Regions from separate parts of the Mus musculus genome. Here region 2 is linked to region 1. A link is a loop called in an ENCODE intact Hi-C map of the cell type or tissue named here. Cell type or tissue: left cerebral cortex. All regions are shown on one strand. Links, peaks and the distances in the headings refer to the core of each region. The heading gives the core; the rest is flanking DNA.

Region 1 (16,670 bases), core at 5,260-13,259:
AATACAGAGATCTGATAGCAGAGTCAGGCTTTTTTTTCCATCAACCAGGTAAACCAGGATCCATTTATTCTTGAATCAGCCCTGGAAATTTCTGTCTCTTTAACACTACAAGAGCACCTAGCCAGGGAGCTATTTCTCAATTTTATTCAAGACTACTGTTTGTCTTTTTTTTCAAGCTAGAGCGCTGGTCCAAAGCTCACACCCTTCTTTTGACACCCTGCTTTTGGTCAGCAGTTCTTTTTGCATGTGCTGTCTTAGAAAACTAGAGCTACAGTTTCTAGAATGTTCTCACTTAGGAACCAGGTAGGGCTCCTTAGACCAGTAGTGGCTTTAAGCTTTTGTTCTCTAAGATGTAAATAAAGCGATTGAAAATACTTCATTTAGCTGAAATATATGCATAGACCTCCAAGTTTTGTTAATGAATTTCTAAGACACATAGGCAATTACACATGTAAAATACACATATCAGGCCCGGAGGTTGCCTTTGAGGTTAAGAGCACTGGCTGCTCTTGAAGAAAACTCAGATTTGGTTCCCAGCACCCACATGGTCCAGATTCAAGGTGCTTTTAAGGATACTGCGTGCATGTGGCTCTCATACATATGTGTAAGCAAAACATGAATGCAAATAAAAATTGAAAAGGTATCAGTGAAAATGCATACATTGATTTTGTAATGGAGGTCAAAATCACTTGGGACAAAATTAAATGTAATCTTATAAAAATTTTTTCTTTTGTTGGGCTAGAGAGATGGTTCAGACAACCTGGGTTCTATTTTCAGTATCCATATGGTGGCTTACAACCGTCAGTAAGGAACTCCAGTTCCTGGGGTTCTGACCCCTTCTGATCTCTATGGGAATCAGGCACGGACGTGGGCATGCAGGTAAAACACTCATGCATGTAAAATAAGTAAAAAAAAAAAAAATTCTCTTTTGTCAAATTAAAAAATAAATTCCTGCTAGTTCACAAAATGTGTAAAGAATATGTATAAGGGTATATCATCTTTCTCCCAAACCTTATTTGCTATTGTTTGGTAAGTAGTATTTATTGAAATTGGGATATACACTGTATCCTTCTCTACCTCCTGCTCAAAGTACTAAGAACTGCTATTATATGCTGCGTGCTTAAAGGCTGGGCCTGTCCACCTGGGCTTCTAGTCTCAACGTGAAGTTTAACACTGGAAAGATAAATGAATAAGCCATCACTGAATGGGTAAGTTCAATTGGTAAGATCTCTCTCTCTCTCTCTCTCTCTCTCTCTCTGTGTGTGTGTGTGTGTGTGTGTGCGCGCGCGCGCGCATGTATTATATGTGTTTGAATGCATGTAGACCAGGCTGGCCTTGAACTCACAGAGATCCTCCTTCCTCTGCCTCCTTAGTGCTGGGTATAGAGGGGTGAACCACTGTTTCTGGCCTTACTAAATTTTTGAAATAATAATAAAAAAAATCTCACCAAAGATCTTTAGAATTCAAAGAGAATTATAGATTTTGAATGTAGCATTTGGACAAGAACTTGTAATGAGGATTTTGTATTTAAGCTGAAGTTGCTTTGTCCTGTTTCTTGGTGACCAAAGGTAGAAATGGTGATAGACGAATAAAATACTTGGCAAAGAAAAACAACTTATGTTAAGAAAACAAATTAAAGGGAAAAAAAAGATTCTTAAATATAATGGCAAAGATGTCGTATCAGTTTAAACAGTTTGGTCTGAAATACCCACCGAAATGTATAGAAGTTTCTTTGTAACTAGCATTATAGCCACCATGTGAAAGAATGTTATTTTGAAGAGTTAATTTTAGTTAGATTGGATAATTAAGTGTAGAAAATGGAGCAGCTTTGGAAGCTAGAGACTTGTTTTGTTAAATTGGCACATGATATCTCCTGGCACAATGGAAGGCAGGACCAATCCTGAAAGGACTGAAATGGTCCAAAGGAGTCACTAGAGATAGTTTCTAAAAGCTTAAAACTCCCACCTCAGTAGACAGTGTGAGGAAACCGCAATCTTCCTGTCTCTGCAGGTTAAATACATGACAAAATTGGAGTGTGAAAATGAGTTTGAGGAGTGTCTAAGTGAAGTTAATATACTAGGATAGATTGCAGGTTTTTTTACACCCTGAAGACAGTATAGTATCCAATAATTTATTCCACAGGGATTGAACTGTTTGTAATTTTTCCATAAACTACTATACTTACTTGTTTGTGTCCAAGCATGTGCAGCTCACCTGAGGAGGTCTGAGGACAGATTGTGGGAATCATTTCTCTTCTACCATGTGGGTTCTGGAGTCAAACTCAGGTTGGCAAGATTGGCTTCGAGCACCTGGATGTTTTGGGCAATCCCATTGGCCCATTTTCCATACACTGTTGATCACCCAAAAAATTAATATTCAAAAGCATGCGATTTAAAATTAAATGTACCTTTGTCCTGTCTCAGGGGAGTATGTCTGTTTGTCTGGTGTAGCTGTGTGATGCACTTCACCTTTTATACCCAGTCCTCTCTCAGTGCCTCTGGAACTCAAAATCTGGTCCCTTAAACACTTCTAGTGGGCCAATTCCTAGTGGACTTACTCTGCTCTCGGTGTTGAACAAAGCATGGGTTTTAGTTACCTGCACACCTGTTATCTGAATTTCTCCAGCTCTTTGGACCTCGGGCTTCAGATTAACTATATTCTTTCTTACTCAGTAGTTCGGATTCATGGCTTCACCAACCCACCCATTGTTTCTGTTTTTTATCATTTGTATCTTTCTTTTCAGGAAGTTGTACCTCTTTGCCTGGGGTATGTTGGTGCACAATGGTATTGGCAGTATTGCCTTTGATCACTGTGGAGCTAGCACATGACTATGCAGCCCAGGATATCCCGAAGCTCACGAGTGATCACACCTGGCTATATGTCACAAGCTTTTTGTTTTGTCATTAAAGTTTACCAAAATCAGATGTTTCCAGTTTTCTTCCAAGTACTTGAATTTTATATGGTGATTATTTAAAGATGGAAATACTACATTTAGAGAAAGTTTTTTTTTTTCTGCTGATCCCAGAGAAACTGCTCAGAAATGGACAATATAAAAACTTTAAACATGTGAGCAATTCTTTTTTATGGGAATAAGACCTTTAAGTATATGAGTGGGTGAGCTACAACTAGAATTCAAATCACCCTGCAAAATGTCTCTGAACTCAATGTCCGGTCACATGGAAACTGTAGAAAGATGGTTAGTGTCCACATTTAATGTCTTGAATTCAATGAAAATAACAAAACCAAAAAAAACTAAAACACCTCAGATGAGGCTTCAGAAAGAAGTGTTAATTGTAAATGAAGAAAATATCTAATAAAAAAATTGTGTAAATAAAAAAAAATATATATATATTCCAAGTCAGGTATGAGCCCCTGGGAGTTGAAGCTAGAGGATCACATTGAGTTCAAGACCAAGTTTTAGGACAAGAGCCAACTGCTGCCTGTATCCTCATCCCTCCCACAAGTTTCTTGATTTCTTCATATTCTGGCCAACCTTTGCAAGGGCTGAAGTCAGATGCTCAGAAGTAAGGAAAGTGACGGAATTGACAGTTCCTGAGTAGCTTGCTTCTTTCGTACCGCTTGCCCATCAAGGATTGCAAGCTGTTTCTTACTTGGCATTGGCCTCTCATCCTTTCCTCACAAAATGGTAAGATCGCTAAAACGTAAAAACTGTAATTACCTACTACTTGATAGCCCTGCTGGGTCATCTAGTTGAACAGTGTATTGGTTTCTTCGTGAGCAGCCGAGACAGGTCATTTTCTGGTTTTGCCACTTGTTCCTTGGGGGTTACTATTATGACAATCCGATATCATGACAATCTGATATCACAAGTCAGTTCTTCCTGTATAGAAAACAAGGAGATTTTTGATGTTATTGTTCAGTATCCCGGTAATTATTTTCCTTTATAAGTGGAAACTATAAGCTTTTAAGAAAGAAATCCAAAAACCACAGGATAGACAAATGAAGGAATTTTCATGGCAGTGCCAGGAAAAAAAAAATTCCTCCTTCTGTCCATGTACCAGATCATTTTTTAAAAATGACATTCAAATGACAATCACATGGCACCGTCTTTGCTTGAGTTGCTATGCACAATGGTGCAGAGCTCTGTATTATAATATATGGTACAGATGGCACCTACCGTGCATTCATGGAGAGATTTTGTCCACCCCTCCAAAAAGATATATTTACTTAAAATGACTCAAAACAGATGGACAGACAAATCTGTCTTCGATATTTAATACTAATATATTAATGTGCAAATGACTTATAACAATAGGTTTGTTTTCTAGAGCCTAATGCAGTGGTTGCCATAAGAACACAAATTATGTGTACATTTTAATGCATCTATGCTTCATAATTATGCATGGTTGTGTGCTGTTATAATTGACATAAAATATAAAACAGGTCAAAGAGCAGCTATTAAAACTATTTTTCATTTTGCTTCTTGACAGCCGGCAACATTGGTGCCGGGTACATTTAATAGGGCCATCCATGGACTGTGCAGATAGACACAAAGCCCAGCCACATTAAAGGACTCCAGAATTTGTAACCTAATTATTTCAAACATTTTTTTTTTTAAGGTTGATGATTTTCTTTGGGGTTGGGGAGGGTGGGGGTTTCCTATTTTGAGACCAAATACACAAAATATTTTAAAATAAAGATAAATGAGAAAGAATTGTAAGCAACTGTGTGTGTGTCTGTGAGAGAGGGGGGGAGGGAGAAGGAGAGGGAGAGGGAGAGGGAGAGGGAGAGGAGAGGAGAGGAGAGGAGAGGAGAGGAGAGGAGAGGGGCAGGAGGGGAATTTTGTTTTAAAATAAGCTATTCTTAGAATTTCCACTAGTCTTACATTCTATAGAATTTCTGTTCTGTGGGCCCTTTCTTGTTTTGATTTTGTTTTTCAGCTCACTTGATTAACTCCTCATTTACTACAGAGTTACGTGGCAAGACACTACTAGTTTATTTTATAATGCACTCACCTCACCTGTGAGGGCCGAGCACTGAAATTCTCAGTACCCCTTGGGGAGGGAGGGGGTGGGAGGTCAAAGACTTGCTCAGGGACACTAATCAAGTAGAACTCAAGCCAGAGCTAGACCCTGAGCTTTGAGCCTCTGTCTTGATCACAGGCCCTTGCTCAGGCTGCCCAAGGCTCTTCAAAGGGACTGAAGTATAGTGGTTTTCCTGTCATAAAACTGCATAGAATGTGTTCGACCAATTGCAGTGAGACAGCTTACAAAAATTTACTTCTAGTACTTTTCTGATACATAGATTTCTGGAACTGTAAGACAAAAAAAACTGTGAAATTCATACTCAAAGGCTTTCCTACTGCATTGTGGTATGTCAACACAGCTGGCCTGATTTTCTCTTGTTTCACAATTTTTATTTTAGCCTGCAAAGATAATTCTTTTTAAACAGGGAAGGATACTGTTTTTCCTCTTACATAAAGCAAAATCTCATATCCTCTAATGTGTTTTCAAGAAGATTCCTTTCTATCAACATTTGGAATAAGTATACTGTTACAAAATGAAATGAAAAGAAGTAGAGGGAAACTCAATCAGGCCAAGGCATGGACTGCTCTACCATGGCTTCTTCATGTGATGTGTTTCTGTCTTCAAGGTGGGCAGCTCCAAGGCCCATGGGCACAGAAGCTGCACACCAAGAATTTGAATAAAATATGCCAAGTGGAAGTAGGAGCTATAGAAATTGCTCAGTACTTCCTAGTGCATAGTGCTCTGGGAGTGGACCATACGAGTCACTGCACAGCTGCCTGATCCAGTCAACTTAGGGATCCCACACTCTCTTCCGGCCTCTATAGATGTGGGCTCTCATGTGTACATACAGAGTGACACACATAATTAAAATATATCTTTAAAAAAAACAAGTCCTAAATAAACTAACAAACAGAGCACTATGCCAGGAGCAGTGGTAGAGTTGATTAGCAAGTATTAGCTCCGTGTCCAATCCTAAGTAATGTATCGGGGAAGGAAGCAGGATGGTATCATCCACTTCCTCCTCCTCTTCTTCTCTAATAAGTATTGCTAATATTTATTCAATTTTTTCTACTCCACAAAGTCCTGCTGGAAGCAACTAGTCAAGGAAGAAAGTTTAGAATTAAGTTAGTTGCTCTACATGGCCTCAGTCACATCAGTACTATTGTAAGGACTTGCATTTATTAGCTCATTTAATATTTACCCCTGTCACTACCCCTGTTTAGATGTGAAGAACATGAGGTGCAATGAGATTGAGTGTCATCGATCATAAATGTGTCCCGTGGCATAGCCAGGTGTGCTGTGGTCTTTTTCTTTCAAAAGCGAGGAGAGGTAGAGAGGAGAGACTCGGGGATCGAGACCCCATCACAGGCACGATATGTAGTATATGGTTTTATTACAGTGACCTTAATACCAAACAACATAAACCTCTTTCAAAAGAGCATGCTTGGTTAAGGAAGAAATATGATGGCTATGACCCAATTTTACCATCTCTTAGGAGTATCTAGGGCCAGTATTATTATTATTATTATTATTATTATTTATTGTGATGATGATAATGACGATGATGACTACTACTACTACTAGTAGTAGTAGTAGTATTTTTTTCTAGACCGAATTTCCTTGTCCAGCATTGGATGTCCTGGCACTCAGTTTGAAGACCAGCCTGGCCTCAAACTCAGAGATCTTCCTGTCCCTGCGTTTCCAGTGCTGGGATTAAAGACATTCATCTCTACTACCCAGCTAGGGTCAGTATTCTAAATTGTATAAATGTTCACCTTGATGCCTTCATGACCAGAAAGATAGAGGACTCAAGGGACAAAGTGTATTTTTGCCTGGTCTCGTTACTTGGCTTGTCAACACAGTGCTGTTGTAGGAAGGATTTCAGTCGCCAAAGTTCTGGTTATTCCACTATCATTGTTCTTAGTTTGCTTTCTGATGTAACAAACACTATGACCAAAAGCAATTCAGGGGGAGAAATGGCTTATTTGACATATCCCAATCTTAGTCCATTATGAAGTCAGGGCAGAAACCTGGAGACTGAAATTGAAGCAGAGACCATGGAGGAACACTGCTTACTGGCTTGCTATTGGTGGCCCTTTCAGTTTGCAGTCTTATGCCCTCCCAGGACAACCCTCCCTGGTGTGGCCCTTCCCACGGTAAGCTGGATCCTCCTCCATCAAAGACTGTCTTTGTCACTGTTCCTATCAATGTGAAGAGACACCGGGATCAAGGTAACTCTTACAAGAGATAACATTTCATTGCAGTCTTGCAGACAGTTTGAGAGGTCTAGTCCATAGTGGGGATCTTGGCAGCATGGATGGCTGAGAGCAACATCCTAATCCATGGGCTCAACACTAGGCCTGGTGTTGGCTTTTGAAACCTCAAAGCCCACCCTCGACACACTTCCTCAAGGTCACACCTCTTCATCCTTCTAATCTGTCTCAACTGGCACCACTCTCTGATGACTAAGCATTCAAATACGTGGGCTTATGGGGGCCATATTTTTTCAAACCTCTACAATCATTAAGAAAATGCCTCACAGGCCAATCTGATGAAGGCATTTTCTCAATCTAGGTTCCCTCTTCCCTGATGACCCTAACTTGTGTCAAGTTGACAATACGAGGAACAGACAACAGCCATATTACTAGCCAGGTATGTATTTGAAATCTGATGATTTATGGTGTCTTCTTTCTCAAGCTCAACACAGCCCCTTCACCAGTCCCGAAGGCAGCAGTGCTTGGAGCCGTCTCACTTAACAGCTGTGCCGCTTTGCAAACTGAACACTCCCTTTTCATTTGGGGTACAACATCACAGAACATACATTATTTATAAATACCCTAAATTATACATATTTCTGCATCAAATAAAAGTGGATAAAATCTGAATGAATCCTCAAAATTATTCCCTTTCTAACATTCTCCTAGATTCCCAAGACAGATGCAGCATAAACTGTATTGTGTCATAAGCTGAGGAAATCTTTGCAATATTTTCCAAACTCTGCCAGTCCAGCTAAGGGAATAAATCTGCTCTCTGCATTCACTCCTTTGCAACCCCTATAGTTAGTCTGTTGGTGTACTAAACCCTTTCTTCCTGTAAATACTTCCCCTGGTTGTCCCTTCATTTGAATCCAGGGTTTATCTGGGTTTCCGACATTTCCATCCCTATAACTATTTCTAGAACACTTTCAAGCACACTGACACATCCCAATGGCTACTCATGGTAGTCTCCCTCAGAAAGGCCATTCTTTTAAACTAATGACTTCAGTCTCTCACATCCTCAGAAGCCTACAGCACCTTCTTGACAAGATGAGAAGATAGTTTGCAATCTGCTATCTGTCTTTGAGTCCAGGGTCCCTAAATTGCCCTTTACCACAGTGACAAAGAATCAGGGCCGGGTCACACTATCACTTTCTGCTTGTCTTTACACATTGATTGTTCTTGCAGCTTAAGCAGTTCCTCTTGTCTATATACATACGTTATATACATTAGTATATTTTACATTCTTCCTCAAATGTTAACCCTTAGTCCAAAGTCTTTCTCCTAACTACTAAATTTCTCTTCCTTATAATCTAGCAAACCTTGATTTCGCTTGTCTTGTGGTCATAATCAGGTGTGATTGTACCCTCTCCTGATAGGAAACCATGTTTTCTTGGTTAAGGATTATCTAGCTGTTCCCAGTCAAGAGCTTCAGTGCAGTATTGCTCAGGAAATGCGGACTGAACTGAGAGAAGTTTGAGTCGCATCCTAGAGCAGCAGGTGCCTGCACAGCAGTTTTCCCAAGTACAATCTCGGCTGCTCTGTGCACCGAGTTCTGTTCTGCTCAGCAATTGGAAGAAAGACCCCAGGGTCACATTCTGGGCATAGTGAAAGGTATCCATGGAGACAGGGATTTGCCCTGGGAAAGCTTTCCTAAGGAAAGAGCTTGCTTACAACCCCCCACCAGAACACCACACTCTTTTGGAGTTTGCACACAGGAGGTTTTGCAGGCTCTGTGTAGTGTTTCTGTTTTCCAGTTTCCCATAATGCGGAGACTGCGGGGGCAAGGTTGGAAAGGAGGCAAACACCCCGTTTCTTGCATAAGCATATGCTGGAAGCCTCCCTGGCCTCTAGAGAAGGGAAAGAGCCAGGCTCAGTGTGTGATGCTAAAAGATTCAAAGGAAAAGAAAGAAAATAGACAGCACATTTTTATAAAATTAAAACTCGTAGGATGTCTAGGAATTCAAAACACTTTTATTGCCTTAAAAAACGTAACATGACAGTGGCTCTATGTCTGCCTTTTTTCCTGGTAACATAAATGGGAATAAAGGCCACTTCTTGTCTCTTGATGCTGGGCATCCCACTTGTTATTAGTAACACAGGCTTATATTGTAGCCCACATCATGCCTAATTACAGCTGTTCTTTATAAGCAACTAAGCAAGCTGGGTAGATAGTGTCAATTCAGATCTTGACTATCGGGTAAACACTAGAGAGCTACGAACCTAACACTCAAGGAGGATGGCTCTTCAAGCAAATGGTAAAGACACGTCCCTCTCCCCCAACCATGTCGATTCTGTTGTGTTGCCTTGAACTCAGTAATAAGAAGGGAAGAAAGAGGCTGCCACTACCAGAATATTCTCTAAAAGTGGAGAGAGAAGAGTCAAAGTGACTGTAGGCTTTTGTTTCACTAAATGTCAAAGGTTGCTAAAATATTCTGAAATACAAATGAGAAAAGATGAAATGGAAACTTGGGGAGTGGAGCATTATGTCATTTTATCTGAATCTCATTCAGTGATGTCTCTTTCTCCTTTGGACATTATTTGTTATTTCTAAGCCCCCACTCTTCCCTGAATACCATGCCCATGAAAATAAAACAAATGAGAATTACAAATGAATGTAGGAAAAAAAGACCAAAGGAATATATATATGTGATTCATTTATGTTATTACTTTATGTACCATTACAAAATTTTTCTAAAATTAAAATCTATAAGAATAATTAAAACTTTGCTAAAATCTCATTGTCTGGAGACAAACACAATAATATTTTCAACAAATAATTTTCTATAGAATATTTTTTAGCAATTTATATATCATACATCTTTTTCTTATTGTAAGCACACATGCTTTATATTTTTGCTAATCCTATCCTTACATATCTAGTGAAATGTACAATGCTGCCCATTATAAAATTTTTCTCAAATGGAATGTCATATACTCTGTAATATTAGTCAAATAGAAGCTGATTTGGCCGTTTTAGCTTGATTGTTATAGCAGTTTTTATATAATCATTGGCCATTTGGATTTAATTCAGTTTGAATTGCCTCCCCCACCTCCCATGTGTGTGTGTGTGTTGAGTCAGATTCTCACAATATAGTCATGTCTAGCCTTGAACTCATTTCGTAGATGAAGCTGACTGAATTCACAAGATCCATTTGCTTGTCTCAAGTGCTGGGTTTAAGGTATGAACCCCCACACCTGGTATTGTTTATCCGTCCTCCATTTTTTATTGAGATTTTCTGGTTCTTTAAAAGATGAATTTGTGACAGATTTCCTTCTTAACACATTCAAATGTTGCCTTTTGGCTTTTTTTCTTCTTAGTTTTTCAAGACAGGGTTTCTCTATGTAGTCCTGGCTGTCCTGGAACTCACTCTGTAGATCAGGATGTTTTTGAACTCAGAAATCCTCCTGCCTCTGCCTCCCAAGTGCTGGGATTCAAGGCGTGCGCCACCACTGCCCAGCGCCTTTTGACTTTATTAATGATAGTTTGCAATAAAAAAAATGCTTATTCCAGTTTGTTCTCAGATTCTTTTTTATATAATATTTTATTAATTTTTTGAGAATGTCAGTGTGTAGTGGTTTGAATAAGAATGGTCCCCACAGACTCACACGTATAATTGCATCAATGAGTGACAATATCTCAGAAGGATTAGAAGAATTGTGAGGTGCAGCCTTGCTGGAGAAAGTGTGTCACTAGGGGTGAGCTTTAAGGTTTCAAAAGAACAAGCCATGTGTGATGGTTTGAATATCCTTCACCCATAGGGAGTGGTACTGTAAGAAGGTTTGACCTTCTTGGAGGAAGTGTGTCACTGTGGGGGTGGGCTTTAAAAGCTCTGCCCAGTAGAGAAGAATTATTCCTCCCTGATGCAGTTGGACCAAGAAGCAGAACATTCAGCTCTTCCAGCACCATGTCTGCTTACATGCTACCATGCTTCTCACCTTGAGGAAAATGGACTGAACCTCTGAACCTGTAAGCCAGCCCCAATTAAATGTTGTCCCTTACCAGAGTTGCCTTGGTCATGGTCTCTCTTCAAAACAATGGAAACCCTAAAACACCCAGCCCAGTGGCTCTTCCTCTTCCTACTGCCTTTGGATCTGGATCCTGCATTCTCATCTACTTCTCAAGCACCATGTTTGGCAGCTGTCATGCTCGCTGCCATGATGAGAATGGATTAAGCCTCTAAAACTGCAAGTCAGCACCAGTTAAATGCTTTCTCTTATAAGAGTTGCTTTGGCTATGGTATCTCACAGCAACAGAAGGGTGACTGAGAAAGTGTATTTTGATTACATTCATCCTGCATTCCTCTTACTAATTCCTTTCAGATCAATCCTACCATTTTTCCACCCTCTGCCAACTTTATGACCTTTTAGTTTAGTTTGTTTTTGTTTTGTTTTTGAGACAGGGTTTTTCTGCATAGTCCTGGCTTTCCTGGAACTCACTCTTTAGTGCAGGATGGTCTCAAACTCAGAGATATGTCTGTCTCTGTCTCCTAAGTGACTTAGGTGTGTGCAACCACTATGTGGCTGACTTATTATTATTATTAAATAACCCACTGTCCTAGAGGACAGTTCTAGGAAGGAACTTGAAGCAGAAACTATGTAGTCTCACTATATACTGGCTTGCTTGAGGCTCATCTTCAGCTACCTATTTTATACAGCCCAGGTCTGTCTGCCTATGAATTATACTGCCTACAGTGGGCTGGATCCTTTTACCTCAACCAACAAGCCGGGCATGGTGGTGCACGCCTTTAATCCCAGCACTCGGGAAGCAGAGGCAGGAGGATTTCTGAGTTCGAGGCCAGCCTGGTCTACAAAATGACTTCCAGGACAGCCAGGGATATACAGAGAAACCCTGTCTTGAAAAAAACAAAAAAACAAAAAACAAAAAAAGTGCCCAACAGATATGGCCATAGACTATACAGTAGAGGCAATTTTGAGGCCCCATCATCCCAGGTATATCAATTTGACAGCTGACACTACCTAAGAGACTCAGGAAATCGAATTGGTGACACACATGTACCCATTCATAGGTGTGAGGCATCCACTACAGCAATGTAGTACACTTTAATTTTAGATCGCTAAACCAATCTTTTATAGTTCATAGATCTCTTATTTTGTTGTAAAACTTTCCAACCCTTAATTAATACATATATACTAACTTTATTTAAACTTGCTAATTTTTTTTCGCTCTTCATTTAAGTGTTCAGCCCATCTGGAGCTTATTTTTGTGCATGTGGTGAGGTAGGGATCCAACTGACTTTTTTACAGGTGAAAAGCCAGTTGTGATAGTACCATTTATTAGCGTATAACACATTTTTCATACTGAAATGAAATACAAATGAAGTATACTGGGATTTATTTCTTCACCTTTTATTCCAGTAATGCATTATTCATTCCCAAGTCAGGAAAATACTCTTGAATATAATCACTCTATAGAATGTTGATTATCCAAAAATCATTTAGAATTATCTCTAATTATTCTTACAGATCTACTCTTCTAAAAGCATCTTATTGAAAAGAAGGATTTTTTTGGGTTTTTTTTTTTTTGAGATTCTGAGTAAAATTGCATTAAATGTATACATTAACTTTGGGAGAACTGACTTTTTAATGATTTTTTTCTTGAAAATAATTTTCATTATGTGAGGCATTCACTTGGAGTTGGTAACATTTTGTTAATGTACCTATATAATCTTGTATAAAATAATCTCTAAAAATTAGGGGCCGAGGGATGCCTTAGTTAGTAAAGCAGTTGCCATACAACATAAGGACCTGAGTTTGGATACCCTGAGCCTAGTTTTTAAAAGTTGGGCATAGCAGCATCTCCTTGTAAGCTTAGCACTGGGGAGGCATAGGCACAAGGGTCCCTCAAGCTTGCTAGCCTGGGGACCTGATGATTCCTAGATTCAATGTGAGACCCTGTATTTTAAAACAAAAGTGGAGAGTGACAGATGTCAATCTATAGCACACATGGGCTCATATATGTATATGCACATGTGCATTCATCTGAGATATGTGCAAGTGCATATATAGCCACACCCAATCACATCTTCACATCTCCACAATTCCCCTACTGCCACACACATTAGGGAAGGGAGCGAGGCAGTTAACCATTATCTCATAGGGATTGAATATTTGAGAGAAATTGTTGTCTCTTGTCATGTCACATCTAAAAGCACTACTATGAGGTGTTGAGGGAATGATGTTGAAAGGAGACAAAAAGAAGGATTCTGGGAAGCAGACAGCTTACCTACAACTCTCCTAGACCTTACTCCAAACCTAGACTCAAATAAATCTCTCTTGATTCACTCCAACTTCTTGTTCTTCAAAAGCTACAATATCGTGTCCTGCCTACAATGTGTGCAGAGACAAAAATAGAGCAGAGTCTGAGGAAATGGTCAGCCAATAAAGCTGTTCCAAATTGAGACTCAACCCATGGGTAAGAACCACTCCCCAACAGCATTATTGATACTCCATTATAGTTGGAGACAGGAACCTAGCATATCTGTCCTCTGAGAGGTTCCACCCAACAGCCAATGGAAAAAGATGCAGAGACTCACACCCAAACAGTAGGTAGAACTCAGGGAGTCTTTCAGAAAAGTTGGGAGAAAGATTGACGGACCCAAAGAGGACAAGGACTCTATAGGAAGACCAACAATATCAAGTAACCTGGACCCTTGGGAGCTTCCAGAGACTCAGTCACCAACCAAAGAGCAAGCTCAGGCTGGACCTAGGCCTCCTGCAAATATGTAACAGATGAACAGCTTGGTCTTCAGGCAGGTCCTCCAAACAATTGGAGTAGGAACTGTCCCTGAGCCTGCTACCTACCTGCCTGCCTGTGGATCCAGCATCCCTAAATGGACATTCTTGTCTGACCTCAGTGGGAGAGGATGAACAATTTGATGTGCTGAGTGAGAAGGGAATGGATGGAGTGGGGTGGGGGTGGGGGTGTAGGGGGAAGTTGATACCCAGAGGGGGGGCTTTTCCTGTACCCTCTCATGTAAGTCCTCCCCCATTCCTCTTAGAAGGGAAAAGGCTTATAATGGGATGTAAAGTGAATAAGTAAATAAATTTAATTATAAAAAACTACAATGTCTTTAAAAATACATTGGATCCTATGGCCTTTTGCTAAATGCTTTCCTAACACTGAAAGCCTAAGTTTCTTTTATATACTTAAAACAAGGTCCTGCATTAGAGAATCTTGAAACATATTTTATAGTTCATTTACATTAGAAAGCTAATTCATGATTATTGCAAGAATCCAAACAACATGGAGAAGTCATGAATGTTAATAAAAAAACCCATAATTTGGTCTTCCCCCAAAATTTTGATTTTATCATTCAAAATGAGAGTAGACTATATTTTCTATAGCCCACATACTAATATTCCCATATTATGTATGTATGTATGTATGTATGTATGTATGTATGTATGTATGTATGTAAATGTTAGTAAGTATAGATGTTACTTATTTTTAATGGCTGTATATTATTCTGTGTAAGAAACTATTTAGTCAGTATTTTAGTTATATGTATTACAACCAATTCCTAATGAGTTCTAAAATAACCATTTGTGCAAATATTAGTGGAGGTGAGAATACCTTGCCAAAAGGCCTGCATATTTAAATTTGAATTTGCAGCAGCTTCTTGGCCTTTTAAAATGTGTTATCAGTTAGCAGGTGTCTCTACCAACAGTGAATTTACCATCAGCCCTTCGAGATTTTAAATACTTCAGAATTTTATCTGCCTAGATATGCAACGTGTTGCCACGAATGATACTAAAGTGGCATGTGCAGATAACCCTTTCAATAACACTTTCTTAGGGATCCAGCAGCGTGATGTTAGAAATACTTCCATTTTCAAAGTTCTCCACAATTTCACCTTTCTGACCTAGGGTAAGAATGCCATTTAGTATGTGTGAGATCCTCGGTTCAATTCCCCTGCCACCTGCTGCCCTCATGCTGTTTGTCTGATCCATTTCTTCTATTTTCTTTTTAAAGCCAAATGTACAGTTAGCCCACCCCCATCTCCAAACATAAGCTTTAAACTGCTTTTCCACCCCAGTGATGGCTTTGAGCTCCATCAAGTCACCACGACTTTATCTGCTGAGCTCAAATGTTCATTTGTGAAACGGCTTTTAAAGGAAGCTTACACACAACCTGCCCCACACAGTTTTCTTTCTCCCCTAATATGTCAGTATCCTTTAAATCTCCAATTTCGTGACTGGAACCATCTTTACAATCCCGCCATTGTTACTCCACCTTGCCAGATTGTTACTTCTTTACAATCCCGCCATTGTTACTCCACCTTGCCGGATTGTTACTTCTTTACAATCCCGCCATTGTTACTCCACCTTGCCGGATTGTTACTTCTTTACAGTCCTGCCATTGTTACTCCACCTTGCCAGATTGTTACTTCAGGGTTCAGGCCAAGCTGCTGTTTAAATCCCACTGCCTTCCTCACATATTCTAAATCCATGTGTCCTATCAGTCCCATGAGATAGGATACATGCCATCTACCACCTTCTCATCTGAACTATACCCACCCTCAACAACTTCCAAGACTTGCTGTTTTATTTTAAATCCTGATGCTGATCTTTCAAAGGGCTTCCAAGACTACGTACTGTGTTTTCCCATGTATTGTCTCCTTTAGTTTCCTGTGGTCTTCCTTCTCTGCATTTATGAAACATAACCAAGCTTGTCCTTGCTCCAGGATTCTGGCTTGCTGCACTGTCTACCTGGTTTTCGGTTTGCCTGATTCTTTTGGATAGCTGGTGGTGTTACCTCTTCATTCCAGTCACAGATCCAATGTTACAGAGTCTTTCCCTGATTTCTCCAGTGCCCCTCCCATATACAGAGCAATTACCACCCGCTGACAGAATTTTGTACATCTCCATTTGAATTGTTTGCCTTCTTTTTCTTGATTCCTGAAAGGACTCCTTTCCAGTTGCCCTTGTGTGAGTGTGCGAAGCCTACAATAGCATCTGGGGGTCAGAAGGAACATAGTGCAGATTTGCCTAATGGCGAATTCCTGAGGCTCAGGCTCATGATCCTGGCTCTCAACAAAAACCAGACTTGTCTTTTTTCCTACTCTAAGCAGACTCGGTACTATGACATCGGTTAATTTTGCTCAGATGGTCTGGGTTTTAGTGTTGTGTCATTAAGAAAGCAAATCAGATCTAGACTCTAGAACTCTATGTAGTTAACAATATGAAAGAATGGCACCACAAAAAGGGAGACTATTTGGAGCCTTTGAACTATCTGGAAAGATTCTGTTCTTTTTAATAAGTTCAAAAATTGAATGCTTTCCCAGAATTCTTTCAGTTTTCATTCAGGTGTGACCTTCCTTACAGTATAATGAACAAAATGTCTACCCCAATGGATTCTATGCAGCCTGGTGAGCAACACATGTGTGGTATCATTGGACAAGAT
Region 2 (16,670 bases), core at 5,856-13,855, 440 kb after region 1:
GGTATCACCTTGTTTGACTCATGACTCAGCTCATTGCAGTTTGAACTTTCTTTCACTTTGATGCTCAGTGGTCTGAGATTGCTTTCCTCTTTTGTTCTCTCTCATCTATCTATCTATCTATCTATCTATCTATCTATCTATCTATCATCTATCTATCTATCTATCTATCTATCTATCTATCTATCATATTAGGGGGAAATAAGGGACAAGGAAGGAGATGGGGAGAGAGGGAGGACGAGATAAGGCAAGAGGGGATGAGTCCATGCTATGATGCATGTATATAATTTAGAGAACAAACTTGTATGTTGATCCTTTCTTTCTACCTTGTCTGAGATAGAATCTGTTGTTTGCCATAGCCTAAGTTGGGCTAGCTTGGTGAGGAACTTTGGTGTACTTCTGTCTCTAATGCACATCTCAGAGTAGGAAGGCTGGGATCATAGATGCATTTGACGGTTCTAGTTTCATGTGGGTTCTGGCCATACAAACTCAAGTCCTCACTCTCGTACAGCAAGCATGTTGGCCACTGAGTCACTTTTCCTGGCCTCCCACTTGTTTTGTTGGCTTAGGTCCTATCTGTAGTCTCTACAACCTAAATCATACTTTGGCTGAAGACTAATTCCTTGAAAGGAATCATCTCAGGCCTTGAGAAGGAAGTTCAGAGACCTCCAGGTCCTGTGTGTGCCGTGCTAACTTTAAGTCTTAGATTAGCATCCTTGAATATGACTGTGGGCAGCAAACTGAAAGAAAAAAATCAGCAATGCTCCTAGTCCCCCTCCTCCTCACCCACCCCAGTCTAATCCAGTTATATCAGCCCTGCACCTTTTTCAGATTTTATAACACAATCATCTAGCACTGATGGACATCTGTTTCCTTATAATATAAAGAGATATAATATAGATACTATAACTACTAAATAGTGTCAAAACTTGGCTAGTGCTTCATAGGAGAAAACTTTCATTACAAAATTCCTAGATTTAGGTAAGCATTTGTTTAAAAGCTTTATTTAGTTGATACCTTCCATTCATGGTAGAGACTAGAAAGAAACCTCTCCGTCAATGTTTTTAGATGAAGTACGAATGTTGGACCACGACATTTAATGTACCTCAAGTGACACAGTGAAGTATGATTGTTTGAGAAGCCATCCTTTATGCACCAAGGAAAGGAAGGGCATGTAGCACTCTGCAAGCCCTTCACCCTGATGACTTCAGTGTATCTCACCACCTCCTCCCATATCCACAGCAGAAACTACATCCAAAGTCACCTGAACACAAAAGAATAGCTGAGTGAAAACGGTGCATGAGTAATTCTCTATGCTGGGCCACTGGTTCCATCTTCTGCCACAGGTATCTTGTTGGCTGTAAAAGTAAGAGAAGCAAGTAACAGTTAAAATATAACCTTTGAAACAAAACACTTACCTAGGGCATGCATGTTAAGGTTTGGTTTTCTATATTGAAAGGACTCTGGCCAACTCCAGCATGGCAAACATGGCTCTGGCAGGCCTTGCTCTTTTCTCCCATTTCCTCTGCCTTGCTAAAAACCATTAGATTACATTTCTAAAGCTAAGCTTCCAAGGTTTATTCTCTTATTTAGCCAATCCCTGCTCCTGAAGCTGGCTAATCAAGGTCCAGCTATCAAAGTATTAAATTCCAGCAGTCAAAAGCCCCCTTTGGCTCACCTGATGAATGTGCCCAATTAAAGTTAAACGTCTCATCCTCTTACTTTTATAAACCACCACTTACTTATGGGCCATGTCTGTCTCCTCTCTATCCAGAGTCATTCCTTTGTGTCCCCCTCCCCACCAGGACAAACACTTCACCCTCTTCTCCCTTGTTGCAATCCCCTTCTCTACCATCTTTATCTCCTGTCTGTACCTCTCATTCCTTGCCATTAGTCTCTCTGGCGCAAATAAATCACCTTTATGCTGAGGACTTGGTCCTGGGAAGTTCTGAGCCAATACTTTCCCCTTTCCAGTAGATTAGAAAATTAATCTAAGATATACATGTTAAGGTTTTTTTTTTTTATGTTGATTGGTATAGGTCACTGTTGTTAATGTGTCCCTCTTCCAGGCACTGGCACTGTGTTGGGCCTTGAACACCTTGGTAAAGGAAGTAGTTGATAATTGTCTCACAAATTGAGACAGAACAGGTTTGAAAATCATACCATGATGTTTTGGCCTTGAACGTCTTGAGAACACTATAAAATATATTTATGTTTTGGGACACCCTAACTTAATTATTTTATTGGTTTCATAAGTAAGAAATTATAGGATTGTGCTACAAGTGTCTACAAGTTTGTATTCAGATTTCAGCAATTATGCAAAAACGCACATGCCCATTCTGTCTTCTAATGATGGTAACATAAAGACCGTGTGAAGGGCTACTCTCCTTTGGTCATGATAATACTCTCCCATTAAACTTCCACTTCTGTTCACCCCTACCTCCGATATGTGTCTAGCTTTTTTATTGAGATGAAACAGAATGTTAAATTGTTCTTTCTAAACCTTAAGATGAGAGCTTCTGCAGACGATGAAGCAAAACATGACTTTAAAATATGTAGCATTCTATGCTGTTGCTCATCTTCAATGTACTTCACAAATATTTGCTAATTAATTAATTAGTTCCTGATTACAAGGGGGTAGAAAGTTCAAGGCGAAATTGGCAAATGTTTCTACATCATTATAAAGAAAACGCACTTATATCAGAGAAGATTATTTCTCTTTTTGAGTAATATGTGCTATCATAAAAATGTTATAAATGCCCTTTTCTGGAACTAGGTATAATAATCATTAAAAATGAGGAATAGTTGTAATAATACTTGTACAAATACAACAATACAAGGTGAGTGCATATTTGTTAGATTCTGATGGTTGAGAGCAGAAGCTGTGTCTATTTGTGTTATAGGACCTAACATAATTCCTGAAATGAAAAAGCAAAACACAGTTTTATAGGTAGTGCTACCTAATTTATAAACTTTCTTTCCTACAGGGGTAAAGAAACTGTGTGGAAGTGCATGAGAGAATCCATAAAAAAAGCAAGGTTTTCAACAGTGTGGTTAATTTTCCAATCACAAAGTTACATCTGTGCATCATTGAACAGAAGAAAAGAGAGAGAGAGAAGAAAAATATTAAATAGGAGCAGAAACTAGATTCAGTCGTTGATGCTATCTCCTACAAAGAATAATGTAATTCACTGGAAGATACTCTGAAATATATTTTCTAGCATACTTACCCAGGAATTATGACAGTCAAATTGACTAAGAGTTTAATTCCTCCTTATCCATTTAATGTCAAACTGCTACATGTTTCAAACTGACCTTTTAATCTTACACATGAGTTCCCAGTTTGAGATAGGCACAAAGCTAGCCTGTCCATGCATATAAAATGATAATTTTGATAGTCAAATTACAGAGTTGGCAATAGATACAAGTGGATTGGCATATTTTTGTTAACTTTAGAAATAACATCATGTAGTTGCACACGAGGTGATAATCTTGGAACATACTTCCGATCTGGGCAGGAAACTTTTGCTTATTTTTTATAACTGAGGAAAAAAATCATACAAAACTCATATAAACTCACTGATAAATACAATGAAATGATTGTGAAATCAACTCAAAACTTTAGGTTTATGTACTTACTATGAACTGTCTATATTTTAACTTCTGTCAAAATGCAGAAAGGGATTTCAATGGTCATGTGTGTCTGTAGATCCTCAGTTCCCAAAGCGATGGTGGTTCAAAGAAGTGGAGAGAGACATCAAAGGAAAAATGTTCTGGGAGAGGAAATTGGTTCATATTTGGAAATCAGAGTAAGTAAGTGGGCATTAGCGGTGTTTTTCCACATATATGAAAATGAGTTTATCAAAGTCATGAGAGTCAGTGTAGTAAATCAGGAAGGAGGAAATGTATGAATAGGAACAAAAATGATGAAGGAAAAGGACCGTGAGAAAGATAATAACGGAGAGTGAGTTTAGAAGACCAAAGCCCCCAATGCTGATGGGGAAAAGCCATTGGAAAAGAACTTGAGCTGCAGAAAACACAGGGAGAGCAGTGGGGGTGACTGGGGAAAGGTGAGAGAGCTTGGATTTTCCTATAGCATTGTATGATTGTTTCTGACAACACCTAGCAGTTCTAACAATTCATCATCAAGGATTAGAGAAGGCATGAAGAAGAACATTTCAGTAATGTCACAAGCATGGTCACATTGAGCAGTAGGGCAAGTGCAAAGAGTTTAAACCTGAGAAAACTGGGATCCACATTCTGGCTTACATCACTATGCTGTCCTGGGTTAATCATGTCCCTCATGTTTGTCCTTTCCTGTAAACTTTCCTGTAAATTGAACTGGGTGATGTCAAATATGATTTCAAATAGGCAATAATTTGAAATCATACTTGACATCACCCAGTCCATATAGACTATGTGAGAGGCAAAGTACAGTAGCAGGCAAAGCAACATGGAGATCTACATGCAATTCTACTCTTCCTGTCACTTTCCTGTTGACGATCATGAGAAAGTTTTGTATCTGAGTCTTAGTTTCTTCCTCTGCGTGGTGCTAGAAGAATAATCCTGGGGAATGTTCAAGTAAACTTCTCACTGAGTTAATACTTGTTTGGATGGTGATATTGACTTGAAACTCTCGAATCCCAAGTATTTTAACACCACATTCCATGATGACTTAGAAACACCGTCGAGTTCAATATCTAGAGCTTTAACGTAATGACAGTTGTACAAAGATACTCATATGCTTATTTGACTCCAAGGATCTCTTGAGAATGGCCACTTTACCATTTTACAGTAATATACAGTCCAGTCAATTGCTGTGAACTTAGAGAAGAGAAAACTTAATGCATTTAATGTATTAAGTAATAGTGAATAGGTATTTAACAAACAGATAGACAGAAGCTGCATAGTCATTTCAATTTAGATTAGAAGAAACATTGTTTTATTCCAGGTTCTGAGCTGAGACCTATCAAGTAGGAAGCTGAATAATTGAGAACCCATGAAAAAAGATAAATATCTGCCTCAAACGTAAATCCTGTAAGCATGCTGGGAGAGTATGCCGAGCCCATGTGGAAGAAAACACACTAGGTCTAACTCTCTGAATCTCATTGATCACTTCTGAAAACTTCCACTCTATGTTGAATGATGAACAACTGTGCAAAACTGGTGTAACAATGGAGTTGACCATGGAACTGGTTTAATTTTGTACAAATGGTGTTAGATTCATGCCCTTATATTTAAAACCTGCATTGACTTAGTCGGTGATTGACTCTGGGGATAATTTGGTTGAGAAATAATTTTTGATATGGTTCCTGGAAAAGTAAAGAAAAGCTTAAATAACTCATTGTGCTAGTCGCTTCAGAACAAAATTCAGAGAGTGCTGATGAACAGCAGGCAGCAAGTGGGCTGCCTTGCCTTCTGCCCTTGCTAGTTCTATTGGATAGCTGTCTCTCACCTATTCTCATGCAGAGTGGGACATTTCAAATACTATGCATCATAAAAAAGAAGGTTTAGCCAGCTAATTGTTTCTTCTATATGGAAAGATACAATTCTGTTCTATTTATCTCATTAGGACTACGCTTAATTGTTTGAAAAAAATTCAACCAGAAAATAAAAAAGGGTTCTTTCTAAGAGAACACCCAGAGTCAGGAAGTCTTCACTTGCTGACCTGAATGTGAATGATGTATGCTGACTGCTGAAGGCTGCTGAGACGCAATGAATATCCCTGCAGATACAGTCTTGGGTAAAGTGAAATTACTATACCTACACCTCTCTGAATTACCAAATGGGTTAATCCTCACAAATGGATGGGATTTAAAATAGGATTTTGAGATTTTTACCAATTGCATAAATCTATGAATATAGAGATGTAGGTTCAGATTTATAGACCCTGGATATAACAGGAAAGATGGGGACATTATCAGGTAGCAATTTTTGTGAACATTTTAAATCATTGTTTAGTATGGATTTCTCTCAATAAAAGTAGCCAAAAAGGGAGATTGTTGTGCTAAAATAGAAAATCAATCCATTATATTACTAGCTTAATAGCATAGTGCCTTAAATATTTAAAGTTGTGCCATGAGTTATATATAAAATTCTTTGGCTGATGCCACAGAATATGCAGTTGGGACATCAACTAAGTATGGGCAAAAACAAAAACAAAACTTGAACATTGCTTTTTTTTTTTAAAATATGCATATGAGAATTACAAAAGTTTTAGCTAGTCTATAGTAATAAAAATTTTATTGTGTGACAAACATAAAAATACATAATCTCTTTTGCTTTATTTTATTTTATTTTATTTTATTTTATTTTATTTTATTTCTGAGACAGCCTTGCTGTATGGTTCAGACTAGCCTCAAATTCATGCCAACTCTCCTGCCTTGGGTTCTTAAATGCTGGGATTTTAAATATGTAAGACCTCACCTAGCATACTTAGTGTTTTAGATGATTTTTTTCTTAACTCTTTAATTACTCAATGTCACCATAAATTTGCTATTTCTTTAGAGTCACAGAGAATTTCTGTAGAATGGCCATGCTTGGATTAAAGCCTCCAAACCTTTAAGAGCTGTATGGAGAGTTTAAGGGTGTTTAGTATGGTTCTAGGCTCAAGTTAGCAAATGAACTGGAGTCAGACTCATAGAAGACACCATTTTGTGTCCATTCTAGAATGCCAAGGCAACTTGATCTTTTACTTTCCAGTTCATGGTCAAACAGCGTCCTCTCACAGCTCCATCTCTACTTCATAACAGAACATCCTCTTAAAATGTGTAGCCTTTGGGGCTTAGAGTGATTATGCTAATATTCATTCCTGTCTCTGTAGAGGGTCATGGCGATTTATTGTATTCTGTCCAACCCAACAAATATTCTAAACACATGAGTTCCTAGTGTCAATGGAAGCCTTATTTTTTGAGATGATTCTCTTCCCAGATGGAGGTAACTTAATTGATTTCAGAATTATGTAGCTTTAAAAATGACCAAAAGAAATCCCCCACAATTCTCTGTACTCTGTCTGCCTCTGTTATATTTCCGATGGATCCACAGAATAATTCAAAGTGACGTACTAGGTACTGATTTTGAGGTTTGGACAAAGGTCTCACCTGAGACATTATCGAGCACACAATCACTGGCATTCAGAGTGCCCGGTAGACTATACACCCAGACTCTCTTTCCATATATGGCGCATCTTCTGCACCTTTTGGCAGCCCACTCAAGGTGCTTCTGCAGAGCAGAGGTGAGAAGTCCTATGCCTCATCAGTCAGCCTAAGGGGGAGATCTGAGGTTTATCCTGAAACCTCGGTATACACATGGAGACAAACCACTCAATTTCACAGTGCTAACCTTTTGGTAAAATAATAATATGATGCTGAGAGACTAAGTATCTTTTCTGAGGTAGGAACACGAACTCTATCAGCATAGACATATCCTTTATACTTACAAAGGACTTTCAAATGAGTGACTGTATTTAAAATTGATGAAGTATGTGTCCACCCATCATCCTGTCTATGAAGTGTAGAGATTGAGGCCTAGGTAGATTTTTTGAAGTTATGAATACTCCTTTAAAAGATAGCTATCTTACACTTGGCTATTATTTTTAGTCTTAAACCACAAAGTATTGTGCCTTACTGACAATTTCTAACTTACCTGGAGGTATTCACAACTAGGTACTCTTAATGCCAAAAAGAAACGACTTTTGCATCTTTTTTGTTGTTTTTTGTTTGTTTGTTTATTTGTTTGTTTAAGACAGGGTTTCTCTGTGTAGTCCTGGCTGTCCTGGAACTCACTTTGTAGACCAGGCTGGCATCGAACTCAGAAATCTGCCTGCCTTTGCCTCCCAAGTGCTGGGATTAAAGGCGTGTGCCACCACTACCAGACACATCTTATTTAAAAAAAAAATCTTATATTTTTAAAAAACATCTTATTTTTAAAACCATCTTATTAAAAAAAATGGCCTACAGCTGATGGCCTACAGCTGATGGAAGTGCTTAGTCACGGCCTCTCTCCTGCATCAGAAACCTCTCTCCTAGTTATCCATGGGAACTTAAGGTGCTCAAATGTCTGCTAGAACTACCATGACCTAGCAGATTATGGTAGTTAGTCCATTTACTGAATGACATATAGGTGTGAGTAGGAACATTTTATGTCACTAAGTCCTGAAGAAAAATGGTGTTTACCTGTGTTAACTGGAGCTCTCCCACCCAGAACAGTTCAAACTGAAGACTTGATAGGTCTGTCTGGACCCACACTGTCCCACACCACAAACACAGGTAAGTGCCACCTCGCTACCCCCAGGGCTTCAGCTTCATTTCTGGCCCAGTTATTTTGCTTTCCTACAGTTACAGAGGATATTAACACCCTCTTTCCTCCAAGAAAAGGGAGGGATATGGCTTCTATGCTAACTTGTGCTTCTAAGAGAGATGTGAAGGAGATGTGAAGGCATATGTCCCTGTGCTGTGAGGTACACACAGTCTACAAGTTCTCTAGCGGGATTCTCACATTTGAGTGAACATGTTGCCTAACTTCCTGACATGGAACTTAAACCATTTCAGTTGAAGTATGGCTCATCAATTATTCTGCACATTTCTCACCTAGGTCCTTGCTTCCTCCCCACTCACCCAACCCCCGCCCCCCACGTCAAAACAAGAAATGCTACAAATCTGGAGACACTTTTTAGATTCAGTTCATTTCTGTTTTACAGCCTTTGTTACATAGCGTGATTTATTAATGCTACCAAGAGTTGAGTGTTTCTGTTAGTCTACTTTTATGGACTCAGAGACAAATCATTCACACTTTCCATAAAATAACACTGGATGAAATCAAGTTAGAGAAGTTACACATAAGATAATTAACATCATGAAGCAACACCATTTTTTCCCCTTCTTTATCGTATTCCTGGGGCATTTCCGTATGAAACTCTAATAGCAACTAATGATCCTAAAAATACCATTATGATTCAAACAATTCTGGAACTGTGACAAAAATTCGTAGTAGCTGTCAAAGCCCAAATAAAACAAATCTGTTGGTGATTTCATAAAAAAAATAATGTGAGTCAATTTTAATCGTTTCTTCTCTTAAAAGTCATATTATTTCAAACCACTATCGACACACACACACACACGCTCAGGGTGTGAGCCTCCAGGAGTGTCACATGTTCTGAAGATCTTTCAGCATCTCTCCCAGTGACATTACCCAGCTTTGAAAGTATGAAAGAACCAGTGTACTATCTGCTCACCATGGCCTCTGGCTCAGTATATTTTCAGAGGTAATAACACCTAGACTAAAAGAATATGTATGTAATACTAGACACAAAAGTCATTTTACTTGTGCAGAAATCTTACTTGTGTTTTCAAAATCTGTTTTTTTTTCTTTAAAACTGGATTTCATGCTCTGATGTTCAAAAAATGATTTTAAAGGATTTAAAACCTCTATATATTTGAACCTACAATCAATTTAACGGTTATGACTAATGCAAAATTCAAATGAAATTTACTGTGAATAGTAACTGCGGAGTTCCTGTCTTTGCCATTCTTCCATTAGGTAGCTGATCTTCAGGTTATAATAAAGGTTTGTTAAATGAGATAAGCCCCAGTTAATAGTTTAGAGGTCATATTATTGTCATGGCTATTGATTTCTTCTTTACTTCGTGTTAGAAACAAATTATACATGCTCAAAAATCCTCTTTTTTTTTTTTTTAAATTTCAGGATGATACTATGTAACTATATTTCTGTGTAAATGCAACAGCGCCCTCTGGAGGTCTAGAACCTGAGGAACTTTCATAAATCAATGTCCTCTTTTGTTAACACTACAGATTTTTGTTGACTTGGACATTTAATACTTTATATCCTGATAATTACATTTGTTTCTTAAAATGATTAAGCGTGTTTAAAGTTCATCGGGCATTTATTATGATTTGTATGTTGTGCCTCTGACAATGCTCAGCGTTACCACTCAACAGACAGTTCAGCCTATCTTGGTGATGCCTCTAACTTTTCAATTTTCTGTCCTGTCAAAATATTTTTCAAAAAAAAAAGAAACGACAACTTTCATTTCAAAAAAATCCATCAATATGTGGTTATATGAAGGCCATGGAGAACTATTTTTACCTCCTTTGAAGACGAGATGGAAACAGTGACTTTCATTCTTCCTTTCCTGGTCAACAGATGCAGCCGTGGTTTTGAAGCTAAGTTAACGGAGATGGGAGAATATGGAAAGATCAGAGGTCAAACACATCGGAAAAAAATACCCATGAGTCACGGGAACACACTCAGGAACCAAAGTGACTTCTATTATGCTGTAGTAACATAAATAAATGCTCCCACAGTCCACGGCCTCTCTGTTGCAGTTCTGCATACAAAGGTCTTTTTGAAGTTCGGAGAGATGCAAACAAAGCTGTCCACCCACTATAAAGAAGGGGCTGAGCATATGACTAATGCCCGGCCCGTGGAAGGATGCCGTCCTTCTTCGAGTAAAGACCAGAGGTTCTTCTCCCAGATGAGTTTTCAAGGGGCTGCATCTCTGCTTCTTGAGGGGTGAGGGGTGAAGGGTGGGGGTGGATACAGGCCTAGGAGATAACGCCTAATGAAGCCTGAGCCTCAGTCAGCATGGCTTCTCTGAGGACTGCTACCATTGGCTGTTGTCAGCAAAGACTGACAGTGACATTGTCAGTCTTACACTGGAGTCCTAAATTAGTTAAACAACTCCATGCAGAGACTAAAGTTGACAACATGAAGCCTACAAAACCAAAAGGGTTATAATTCTACTTTCCAACTACTTGAATATGAGTACAACCATATTAAAACTTGTAGGGAAATATTCAGACCCAAATGACTCATAGGGAAATGGAGAGAGATGTGTAAAACACGATTTTGTTCTCTGCTTGCTGTCTTGCGCCTTCTTAGATTTCTGACTTCTCACTTTATTCATAAAATAATCTAGAAAATAAGTCCAGAACTCTGCATGCAAACAAAATTGGGATTTTTTTTTAAGTTACATTAGTTGTTATAGGAATTGAGGATTTCTATGGCAAGGTATTTGGTTTTAACTAACTTTAGGTAATTTGATTTACACAAGCTGCTAAGGAAGTTTAATTGTGAGGTCTTTGTAAAAAATTTGATGATATCTAGCAATAGAAACAAAGACTCATGTCAACATACTTTTAATTATTTAATAGACATGTCTCTAGCACCTGTAAAGGCTGAGTACTGGTTTCTAGGTAAATACCGAGTCACTTACTCTTCCTAAGATACTTTTAAGGCAGAAATCTGCCTCTGTGCTCCTCTCTGTCCTCCTCTCCCTTTTCATCACACTCTTGCTCCTCCTTTTCCTCTTCCTCTTCCTCCTAATCATCAATGGCTGCAGCAGCAGCACCGCCGCCACCACTACCACCATTTTGCAGAAACTCTAGACAGATAAGGTACCACTCTCAGTGTCACACAGCTAGTAAGTGCTGGAGTTATAATGAAAACTCAAGCAATCTAGATTAAAAGTCTGTAGTTAGTCACAGAATGGCTCTGCCACTGAGGGATTACTTCTGGAACCATCGTCATTGGACAAACTTCGTTTTACATTGAATTTCTAAATTTGTCAAATAAGCCTATGCCATTAAAATAGTTGAGATAATTTAATCTATGTGAGTGTGTGAATGTAAAAGCATGATTCAAAAATTTCCATAACAACTAGAGGTTGTCAAAAATGGTGACTTTGACCTTCATATGAATATATGTCTTGGAGTTTCTCATATTGTCATTAATATATATCGGTTTGTATTCAGTCTCCTTTCCCTTTGTGGCCCTTGCTTCTGGAATGATCATATTGTCAGCTTCTAGATTTACAGTAGGCACAGGAAGTCAAATGAGAAACATGCACGCATGCACACATACACACACACACACACACACACACACACATACACATACACACATACACACACACACACACACGGCACACAAAGGCCATTGACCTTTTCTGGATCTTTTACCCCAGCTTTTTTATTTTGGATAAGCCCAACACAGCACACAGATCTTAGTGCTAAGATTTTCCCATCACAATCCTTCTCCAGAGAGTCTAGAGAAAGCTTGCAATTGCAGGACAACCCATCTTTTATAGTACTTGGCTTATGGCTAGTGACATGTATGTTCTCAGATTACAGAAGAAAAACAGGAAACATTGAGGGGGTCTCCATGGATTACAGCAGTTCTCTATGGAAAACTGTAGCTGCTCAGCTGAGTGTTAATGCCAGAAAGGGATATCTAGCCACATTTCTGATAGCTCACAGGCTTCACTGTACACCAAAAGTTTGCCTGGAGACTGAGCCCACACATCTGGATTGGAATACAGGAATTTGAGTGTCAGATGATTCTGATGCAGTTACCTAAGGATGTACTTAGAAAACCGCTTACGGGCTAGTAGTAAAGGATGAACCAGAGCTTCTTAGGACTTGCTTCAAATTCCTGATGTCTCTCCAGATATATAGAATCCATATCTCTAGGGAAAGGGCTAAGCATGCACCTCTGATGCTGGTGAAGGTTTCTGCAGATTTCTCACCTTGGTCTGTTCTGTAATAGTGGTTTATGGTTATGTGGCTGAAACCTCAGAAATCCAGGAGGCCTTTTAGAAATCTTCAAGGCCTTTTAGATGCCTTTAAATTCTCTTAAAGCCTCTTTCTAAAGCTCTTTGTGTTATTGAGTCACACATTTATTTGTGTGTTTGTTTGTTATTTTTGTATGGCTGGGTGTTCCATTTCCCTCTTTCCAACACTCAAGACAATGGTGTGGATGATGGCGTGGAGGGTGGTATTTCAGATTGTAAAATTAATACTAGCACTTCTCTAAGCCTTGTAGGTAACTCTCGTTACTTTGACACAATTCCCTACCCATTTCCTTGCTTCCTTTCTCTAACAAGTGGAGTGCTATTGGGAAATATCTCTGTATCTATGTGCAACCACAAGTGATATTAAGGAAATTTACTTTTTAAATTAGAGTAAATAAGAGGAATGAGGTATCCTAGCCTTCCATTATTACCTAGCTGTAGCTCTATGGAGATGATCCTGAAAACAAAAAATTGACAGGTGAATCTGTTAGTTATAACGGATTTCCTGCCAGCATTTCCTTTCTGCTCAGCCATGATCATGAGGCAAAGGGCTGATTTATTCTCTTTGGGGTTCATAATGAGCACGTGGGCTGAATTGAATGTTCTATTTACTCTCGGTTACAATCTGATGACAAGGTTGCCATTGGACCAAGAAAAATGTTTCTAGTGTTATTATTAATATCTGTTAAGAACCTAGGGTCTAGACTGTGACCACAAAATTTATAATATTAAATTTATAGTCTGTCAAACTACTGAAAGTCAAAAACTAGAAACAAGAAAGTACCTGTGAAAACAAAGATAGAGTAAAGAACCAGTGTGCTGCTCTGACAGGCAACTGTTTGCATTGTAAAGATATATTGCTTGTACTAAAACCACCGTTAGGCTTAAGATAAGTTAATGATAAAAAATATTAACGACTCAAAATACTAACACTCACCATCTTTCCTGATAGAGAGTGATGATTAGCTATGGATAGAGTTGAACTTGGCTGCTCACTGCCTTTCTCTTTTTAATATTAGTAATTATAAATAAAAGATGGGCAGCTCTGAAACCATAAATTCTCCACAACAAAAGCAGATCCAACAGGTTGTGTTTATAAATGTATGCACAGGTACATTTAAGAAAAAGAAAATGATGCTGTTAATTTAAGAGTAGAGGAGCATGGGGGGTATGACTGGAGCAGAAAAGAAGGGAGGGAGTCATATAATTCTATTTAAGTTAAAAATGTAAAATTAAAAAAGTGAACTTGTTGAAAACATTCTTGATCTTTATCTTTCTAAACAGACAAAAATAGAGATTTTTGAAAGTTAGGCCAATATAGACAAGGAAGACATTGCACTGTCCCATGCCTAGATAGATAGATAGATAGATAGATAGATAGATAGATAGATAGAACTCTCAAAAGTATCACCTGTTAGTGGTTATCAGTTTTAAGTAAAACTTATTGAATACTTTCCATGAGCTAGGCATTGGGGATGGAAAATGGTGGGAGTGGGTTGCTTGCCAGACAGGAGAGGGTTGTTTCAAGATTTGTTTATTTTTATTCTGTGATGGAAAGAGAGCATTAGATTCATTGAAACTCAAGTTAGTGGCCATATGGATGTTGAAATAAAACCCAGGTTCTCTGGGTCTCTGCAGCACCTAGAAGAGATATTTTGCACACTAGGAACAGAAATGTTTCCATTGATATAAAAAATTGATTGAATCAGTTAGATTTTTTTCTTAAAGAAGAGGAATGGGATGGAACATTATAAAGCACACACACTGGAGATAGTTAGTGAACATAGAGTGTCACAGAGGTTATAGTGCACTTTGTTTTGATGTAAATGTGTGTGGCTTCTGCATCATCCCTTAGAGACATATTTTATTCTAATGATGATTGTCTTAGGACAGCTTGAAAACAACTGCTAATGAATCCACCTGAGATGTTCAGATGTTCAAACAAGTAGAGACCCAGAACAATTCAGGACAAACACCCTTAGAGGTGATGAAAAATCCCCACTATTAACACCAACTCGAGAGTTTGAACAACTACTTTCAGGGCTTTTAAATGAGTTAGGAAATGATGGATATAAAGGTCAAGGGGAGGGTGTTTGAAAAGGATGTTGCAGACAGAAGGAATTGTTTGTGTGGTATTGTGATCACAGTGTACAGGGCAGTGAGAACTCTTCTGCAGGTGAAGCATGGGGCTTATGAGACAAGTGGCAAGCATTTAGACTGATGTGTGCAACAGGCTGGCTCTTGACAGGAATGGCAGTCACTACCCAGTCTTTGCTGCTGAATGATATTTCTAGCCTCGAAGCTGAGGACTGAGGTTCTACATGTCACAGGCTATTTATTTTTAAAGGGAAGAGCGAGCATATTGGTCATATTGTCAAAATAGTAAGAAAGCTTCGCTCCTTAATTTTGTCACACCAAGACAAATGTGCTTCTAACCCTCGCCTCCTTATCTTCCTATAATGAGAAAGTGTCTTTAGGACACATTCTAGACCTGGATCTAAATGCCAGAGTCATTTTCTCCTCCAGGGGAGTGCATCTAGTTATTTGAATATTAAAAATGCAAACGCTAGCAGGTGAACTTGGATTTCCAGGCTTGTGGCCTGAACACCTGTTTAACTGCTTAGGACCGACTGCCAGTGTATTTTTTCCAGTATTGATAACTGTAGTGGTCTTAATGAAAATGGTCCCATTTATAGGGAGGAGCACTATTAGAAGGTGTGGCCTTGTCGGGATAGGTGTGGTCTTGGAGGAAACTTCTCACTGGGGGTGGGCCTTGAGGTTTCAGAAGTTCAAGCCAGACCCAACGGCTCATGTTCTCTTTCTGCTGCCTGATGTAGATCTTTCAGGTCCTTTCTAGCACCATGTCTGCCTGCATGCTACCTTGTTTCCTGCCATGATGCCAATGGACTGAACATGTGAATTTTTAAGTGTGCTCCAATTAAATGTTTTTTTTTTCTTATGACAGTTTCTATAGTCATGATTTCTCTTCTCAGCAGTAAAACCCAAACTAAGACAATCACCATGGTTAGGGGAAGAAAAATTAAAAAAAAAAGGTTCTGCTCACTTTAAAACTTGAATATACTATGGCCAAATAGTGCCCCATGTATTATGCTATATAAAACTCCATAACGCAGCAATGCGGGAGTCTTTGCTTCTTGGCAAGAAGAGCTTAAGGACAATTCCATCCAGGGTGGACTCCGGGATGCAGTTCTGAGAAAGCAAACAGCACTGACTGAGAACGTGGAGTCTGAATGTAGACTTTATTCCTTCTTCACATGACACGTAGGTGCTGGTTCTTCCTGCATACCTAAAATTTGCTCACCAATTATATATATAAAACACCTCTGCTCTAATAAATGCTTAATAAAATAAATAAGTGCTCTAATAAACCCTTTCAGTCCCCATAGCCTCTGAATTTATGACAAGTTTATAAGATGAGGCAGAAGGTAGAGAGAATCTTCTATTCTGAAGATTGGGTATATCTGATTAGAAAGCAGATGAAAGTCTCAAGCAGGTCAGGCCACACTATCCTCAGCATCCTGGCTGGACTGGACAGGCAGTGCCAGTTACTAGGTTCTCTGTTTCTAAAACAATTGTCTGTGCTGGGTGCTGAGAACAGAGGGATAGGTTCTCTTGCTCACTTAAGGTGCAGGTTTTCATTTCACGTGACTGTCCTAAGAATGTGTCATAACACTTAGGTGCCCACTATTCTGAACATAGGTGGGGAATGCAGGCCAAGCAAAGACTTCTCTATATTTTCCATATTTAGAATTTCTTACATTTTGAAAATCATTAGGTTCTGTAAAGAGACATTGTCTTTCTGTAAATTCATAGCTTTTTTTTTTTCATAACAAAAGTCTTCTTTTTATTGGATATTTTATTTATTTACATTTCAAATGTTATCCCCTTTCCTAGTTTCTCCTCAGGAAACCACCTAGCCCACCCCACCCCCACCCCACCCCTGCTTCTATGAGGGTGCTCTCCCACCCACCCATCCACTCCCACCTCCCTGCCCTAGCATTCTAAGTCTATACTCCACATTTGGCAATAAACTGCGACTGTATTTGTCAAGAGTCTCCTAAGG

What was found. Hi-C counts contacts between places; a loop is a spot of excess contacts. Peaks named below come from ENCODE experiments on the same cell type or tissue, not always from the same donor. Only the 100,000 strongest peaks of a DNase experiment are listed, where the experiment ranks them.
Region 2: a loop joins it to region 1, with 2.9 times the contacts of the local background. A loop is called at or near these places in 2 of 42 quality-filtered maps.

The regions. Positions count from the first base shown.
Region 1 is chr2:57,379,134-57,395,803 of GRCm38, forward strand. No RefSeq gene overlaps it. Among named protein-coding and RNA genes, the nearest start is that of Gpd2, 150 kb to the left of the region's middle. In left cerebral cortex, for the core only: no CTCF peak of the experiment used is centred there; a DNase peak (open chromatin) is centred at 9,014.
Region 2 is chr2:57,823,024-57,839,693 of GRCm38, forward strand. No RefSeq gene overlaps it. Among named protein-coding and RNA genes, the nearest start is that of Galnt5, 170 kb to the right of the region's middle. In left cerebral cortex, for the core only: a CTCF peak has its summit at 9,754 (motif pointing left); a DNase peak (open chromatin) is centred at 9,749.